Regions from separate parts of the Homo sapiens genome. Here region 2 is linked to region 1. A link is an interaction called in ENCODE POLR2A ChIA-PET data of the cell type or tissue named here. Cell type or tissue: OCI-LY7. All regions are shown on one strand. Links, peaks and the distances in the headings refer to the core of each region. The heading gives the core; the rest is flanking DNA.

Region 1 (2,905 bases), core at 279-2,778:
ACCACAAAACCACGCCTCCCAGCAGCCGTAGGGCCTGAGCCACGCACCGGCTCCACGTGTCCCATTAAGGGTCCCCCCAGGGCAGTGTTAGCCCCTGGGAGGGAGGGTGACCAGGGATTTGATGGCCAGCACATTCTCCAAAATGACCTAAAGAAAGCAGGTGCATCCCAGGCTCAGGGACATCCCAGGCTCGGGGACATCCCAGGCTCGGGGAACATCCCAGGCTCGGGGAACATCCCAGGCTTGGGGGCATCCCAGGCTCAGGGAACATCCCAGGCTCGGGGGCATCCCAGGCTCGGGGGCATCCTAGGCTCGGGGTCTCAGGGCCGGCTGGGGAGGGTCAGGAGGGAGCCGTTTCCTTCCTTCTCTGTCCAGCATGGGAAGATTCGGGGGCTTCAGGGGAGGCTCATCTGCCTCTTCATAGGGAATGGAGGCATTCGTTGGTACAGAAGGAACAGAGGCTACGTTCAAAAATAAACAGGAATCCAGCTTATTTTCACTGGGAGGAGGGAACCCGCCGGGGTTTGTGAAGGGCACATTCTGACGCCTGCCCTCCCCAGAACTCTGAGTCAGCGGGATCGTGGGGCTCTCTAAATCCTGGGCCTGAGATCGCGTCCTGACCTGCGTGAACCCACAAGCGATTTCCCCGTTTCCCGTGGGAGGCGTTGAGGAGCCAGGAAAGGGCGGTGGGGGCTCCATGGGCAAAGGCTGAAGATGCAGCTTCTATGACCATACACAGGAAACATGAACCCAGGACGCCAGGTGAGAGTGTTTCACTCGAGTCAAAGGGGACAGGGTCTCCACAGAGGCCACCCAGCCGAGAGTTTCAGCAGTGCCAGTGGGTCCTGCTCGGTCAGGGCCAGGCGTCGTGCTGACCCGCCAGGCCCTGCGACCTCTGAGTGAGGCCTGAACCCATGGAAGGCGGAGGGCTTAGAACAAGACCTTAAGAACGGCTGCAGCCCCCGTCACTCCAGGTGGATGAAGCCTTACGGCCAGAGGGATGCGGACCTCTGGCTTTCGCCTCTTCGCAGGTATTGCAAGGTGAGCCCTAACACCACCCACAGGCTGTCACTTCAACTACAACTTCTAACATCCTGTTGTGAAAATTACCAAGAAAATGGAAATTCATTTCTATCTATGACCCTATATTTAGTAACAAAGAACAAAAGAGCTGAGGAGTTTGGGTGAAAACTGCCAAGTTGGGGACGCGGAGCCTGGTTTTCTCACCTGATTTCGAGCTTGTCCACGTCTTCCTCCTCAAAGTCAAAGTGGGACTTCTTGCTGTAGCTACAGGGCCGGGTCACCTGGAGTCAGACGAGAGAGAAAGCGCTGAGACCGCGGTGCCACCAGGCGGGGGTATATGCGGACCTAGGCCCCGGGCTGCCCTACCCTCTGCGCTTACCCACACACCACTCAAGGGCCACAACCAGGAAGGCGCCAGGCGGGATTCGGGATTCAGGCCTGGCTTCCTGAGTGCCAGCATTTCCTACTCACGGCGCCCCTGGAGGGGCAGACCCAGGTGAGACCTGCCCCAAGGCTGTTCACGGCCACGGCCGGACTCTCCCAGTGGCTCCTGATGGGTGCCGGGCTCTGGGTACCTAAATGTCCGTCACCTGCGCCTGCTCTGGGCCTGCCACCCCGTGAGGGAGGGAGGGTCCCCTCTGCCGTGGAGACGAAGCCAGCGCCGCCCTCCCGTGGCCCCACCTCAAGGCTCTATTTGCCAACAGGAAGTGAAACGCGTGAGGTCTGTGGAGCCTGAACCTGGCCGGCCCCGAACAGGCCCCAGCACTCCAGGGAGGGTCAGACGGTGGAAAGTCAAGACGCTGCTACCTTCCTCCTGACACCTCCGCACCGTGGGTTCCTTAGAACAGAAACGGAGTGAAGGCGTGAAGGGTCGAGGCTCCGGGACCGCCCCCCGCCAGCCAGCAGGGCCCTTGCAGCAGAGCAGGAGGCCGACCCACAGGCTCCAGGAGACAGTGGTTATCACCTGGAGTTCCGATTTAACCACCATCAGCCGTGCACCAGGTCACCTGCGTTTACAAGAAGGGCTCCGTCCTGCCCGGCCTCCCTCCCTGCCCCCCCTTCTCCGGGCCTCAGCAGTGATGCTGGCTCAGGAGCTCTCAGCTCGAAGTTCTGATGTAAGGCTTGACACCAAAATCATGTTGCTAAAACTGCCTAACCTCTGAGCTTGCACTTCCTGATTGGTAAACTGAGGTGAAGATCACGCAGGGGCAGTTCTCTGCTTCGGGTTGAGGGCTGCTGACGCCTCCTCCTTCCTGACCTACACACCACTGTCCAAAAATTTGCTTCCCCCCAACTTCCCCATCTCACAAAACTCAGGTCAGGCAATGCCTCCTCCAGGAAGCCCCCAGTGCCCCTGCCTCATGCCCTCTCTGCAGGGCAGGTCAGGCAATGCCTCCTCCAGGAAGCCCCCAGTGCCCCTGCCTCACGCCCTCTCTGCAGGGCAGGTCGGGAGCTATTGTAGGGGCTTGTCTGTTTGCATCCCTCCCATGCTGGCCTGGTGTGGTGGCCTTGGACTCCTCTGTTTTCTGCCACATCTTATCACCAGCTGATCACCAGCACGGTGCTGGCACCTGACACGTGTTGAGTGAATGAAGGCAGCTCCTACCAAATTTATGAGATTATTTAATCTCATTTAGAGAGTTAAAGGGTCTTAATGTGTCTAGTTGTTATCCTGGAAGAAAATGGTACAGACGCTGCTTCCCATAGAAACGGAACATCTGTTTTCCTGGGTCTGCTCCCAGTAGGTGGCTGTCTGACCACAGCCCGCGGGGGATGTGCTCCCTCCCCGGGGCTCAGCCTCCAGCTGGGTCAGAAGCAGCTGAAGCCGAAAGAGACAGAGTCCTGGTGAAAGAGGTCTGCTAAGGAAGGGGAGGAGACGGAG
Region 2 (2,905 bases), core at 84-2,583, 380 kb before region 1:
TGAAAATTGAGACAAAATTTAAAAGTTTGACTTTGAGAACAAGAATAAGATTGAGAGGATTCTGGGAAGATGGTGGAATAGGGAGCACCAGGAATCTGGCTGCCCAGGTAGATGTCTACCTCGCGGGCAGGATCTGCCTGATGCAGCTGTTCTGTAACTACGGAATCTACTGAAGGCTTAAAGCTTTCAAGGGAGGCTTGGTCAGCACATTGCAGTTAATTTTGGTCCATTTCAGCTTTCTACCCCGACCTCTGTTCCTTCATTTTTCTCTTTCCCCTTTTGGGAGCCAGACATTGAAGACTAGGACGTATAAAAACAACTGTGTTGTATATATGGGGCTGCCCAGGGAGAGGCTCAGAAAAGACCCGAGAAGACCTTACGTTTACACCTCAGGCTGAACCATGGCACAGGTACAGCCTAGAGCTGTCAAAAAAGCAATAAACACAGCAATAACAAAAATGGCAAATCCGGGGGAACAGGAGACTTCTTTTCAGAGTTGTACCACAGTAATAGATTCAGATGTCCAGTTTTCAACAAACAGTGACAAGGCATACCAAGAAATGGCAAAGTATGGCCCATTTAAAGGGAAAAAAATAAAAACAAACTGTCCTTGAAAAGGATCTGTTGGCAGGTACACTAGACAAATACTTTTAAATAACTGTGTTAAAGATGCTCACGGAAGCCAAAGAACATGTGCAGAAAGTCAAGAGAATGAAAATAGAACCAAATGCAAGGATCATAATGAGGCAGACAACCTGAAAAACCAACAAGAAATTCTGTAGCTGAAAAGTACAGCAACTGAAATGAAAAATTCATCAGAGTGATTCAAAGGCAGAAGTAGCAAATTTGAAGACAGGACAGTGGAAATAACTGAGTCTGAGGAGCAAAAAGAGAAAAGATTGAAGTGAACAGAGCCTGTGGGCCCTGCAGGACACCATCAGGCTGACCAGTGCACATGTTGTGGGGTCTATGAAGGAGAAGAGAAAGAAAGGGGCAGAGAGAATATTTGAAGATAATAATGGCTGAAAACGCACCAAGTTTAATAAAAGACATGAATATAAACATCCAAGATGCACCATGAACTCCAAGGAAGATAAACTCAGAGATCCACACCGAGACACATTATAATTAAGCTTTCAAAAGACAGAGAAGACCTTGAAAGCAGCAGAGTAGGAGCAATTCATCACATACAAGGGGCCCCCAATAAAATTATCCACAGAGTTTTCCTCAGAAACTGGAGGCCACAAAGTAGTGGGCCAGTATATTCAAACTGCTAAAAGAAAAACAATAAACTACCAAGAATTCTACAACTGACAAAACTGTCCTTCAAAAGTGAGGGCGAAATTAAGACATTCCCAGATAAACAAAAGCTGAGGAAGTGTGCTGCCACTAGACCTGCCCTGCAAGATGTGATCTTATATGCAGGAAATCTGAAAGAATCCACTTAGTTTCAGACACTAGAAAAAAATCTAAACCCATAGCAAGTAGAGGGAAAACAATTTAATAAAAATTAGAGCAGAGCTAAAATCAGAGAACAAAAACAAAGGAGAAAATCAAGAAACCGAAAAGTGTGTTTAGATCAATAAAACCGACAAACCTTTAGTTAGGTATACTAAGAAAGATTGACATTACTAAAATCAGAAATGAAAATGGGGACATTTCTACTGGCTCTACAGAAATAAAAAGGATTATGAGAGAATAATAGGAACAATTGTGTGTCAACATATTTAAAAACCTAGATGAAATGGACAAATTCCTAGAGACAAAACCTACCCAGATTTAATAAAAATAAGTAAAAATCTGAATAGACCTTTGACTAGTAAGGAGATTGAATCAGTCCTTTAAAATCTCACTTTGGACCTAGTGGCTTCCCTGGTGAATTCTGCGAAACATTTGAAGAATAACTACCAGTCCTCAAGCTTTTCTAAAAAATGGAAGAGGTGGGAATACATTCTGATTCTGTGAAGCCACCATTACTACCCTGATATCAAAGCCAAAGACACCACAAGCACAAAATACCAACATGCCTGAGGAGCACTGATGCAGAAATCCTCAACAAAATACTGGCAGCGTATTTCAAAGATCATGCAACGTAAATGCTAGCAGCGTATTTAGAAGATTGCACACCATGACCTAGGGATTTATTTTTAGAATGCAAAGATATTTTGACATAACAAAATTGATCATTGTAATGCACACATAAACGGAATGAAAGAAAAAATCATGATCATCTCAATGTTTTATTAACAGCTTTTTTTTTTTTTTAAATTAGGGATGGAGTCTTGCTCTGTCACCCAGGGTGGAGTGCAGTGGCGTGATCATAGCTCACTGCAGTCTAAAACTCCTGGGCTCAAACTCCCACCTTATGCTCCCAAGTAACTAGAACTACAGGTGTGTGCCACAATGCCAGGCTAATTTTTTGATTTTGCACAGATAGGGTCTCTGTGTTGCCCAGGCTGGTTTTGAACTCCTGGCTCAAGTGATCGTCCCACCTTGGCCCCCCAAAGTGCTTGAATTACAGGTGTGAGCCACTGCGTTCAGCTGTAGTCATTGCAAGTGATGTACAAAAAGTATTTTATAAAATTCAACATCTTGTTATGGCAAAAAGAACAAACTAGGAATAGAAGGAAACTACTTCAGTATAGTTAATGCCGTATATGAAAAACTCAAAGAGAACAAACATCAAGGTGAAAGACTGAAAGTTTTTCCTCTAAGATAAGGAACAAGGCAGAGATGGCCACCCTGGCCTTTTCTATTCAACATAGTACTGGAAGTTCTAGTGAAGCAGTTATGTGAGAAAAATAAATACAAGGCATTCGTATTTGAAAGGAAGAAGTAAAGCTATCTCCATTTGTTGATGTGATCTTATATGCAGGAAATCTGAAAGAATCCACTAAAAAACAGA

The links. Peaks named below come from ENCODE experiments on the same cell type or tissue, not always from the same donor. Only the 100,000 strongest peaks of a DNase experiment are listed, where the experiment ranks them.
Region 2: POLR2A ChIA-PET joins it to region 1 with 8 read pairs; 2 of 35 experiments call an interaction of 5 or more read pairs at or near these places.

The regions. Positions count from the first base shown.
Region 1 is chr13:114,023,052-114,025,956 of GRCh38, forward strand. It overlaps RASA3 (RAS p21 protein activator 3), which reads right to left. Exons shown (of 24, transcript NM_007368.4): 8 at 1,228-1,304. Among named protein-coding and RNA genes, the nearest start is that of C13orf46, 50 kb to the left of the region's middle. RefSeq lists an enhancer at 1,213-2,052. In OCI-LY7, for the core only: CTCF peaks have their summits at 1,093 and 1,303; DNase peaks (open chromatin) are centred at 1,070, 1,310, 1,730, 2,080 and 1 weaker place; H3K4me3 peaks cover 2,500 bases; H3K27ac peaks cover 1,946 bases.
Region 2 is chr13:113,641,774-113,644,678 of GRCh38, forward strand. No RefSeq gene overlaps it. Among named protein-coding and RNA genes, the nearest start is that of ATP4B, 15 kb to the right of the region's middle. In OCI-LY7, for the core only: no CTCF peak of the experiment used is centred there; no DNase peak of the experiment used is centred there.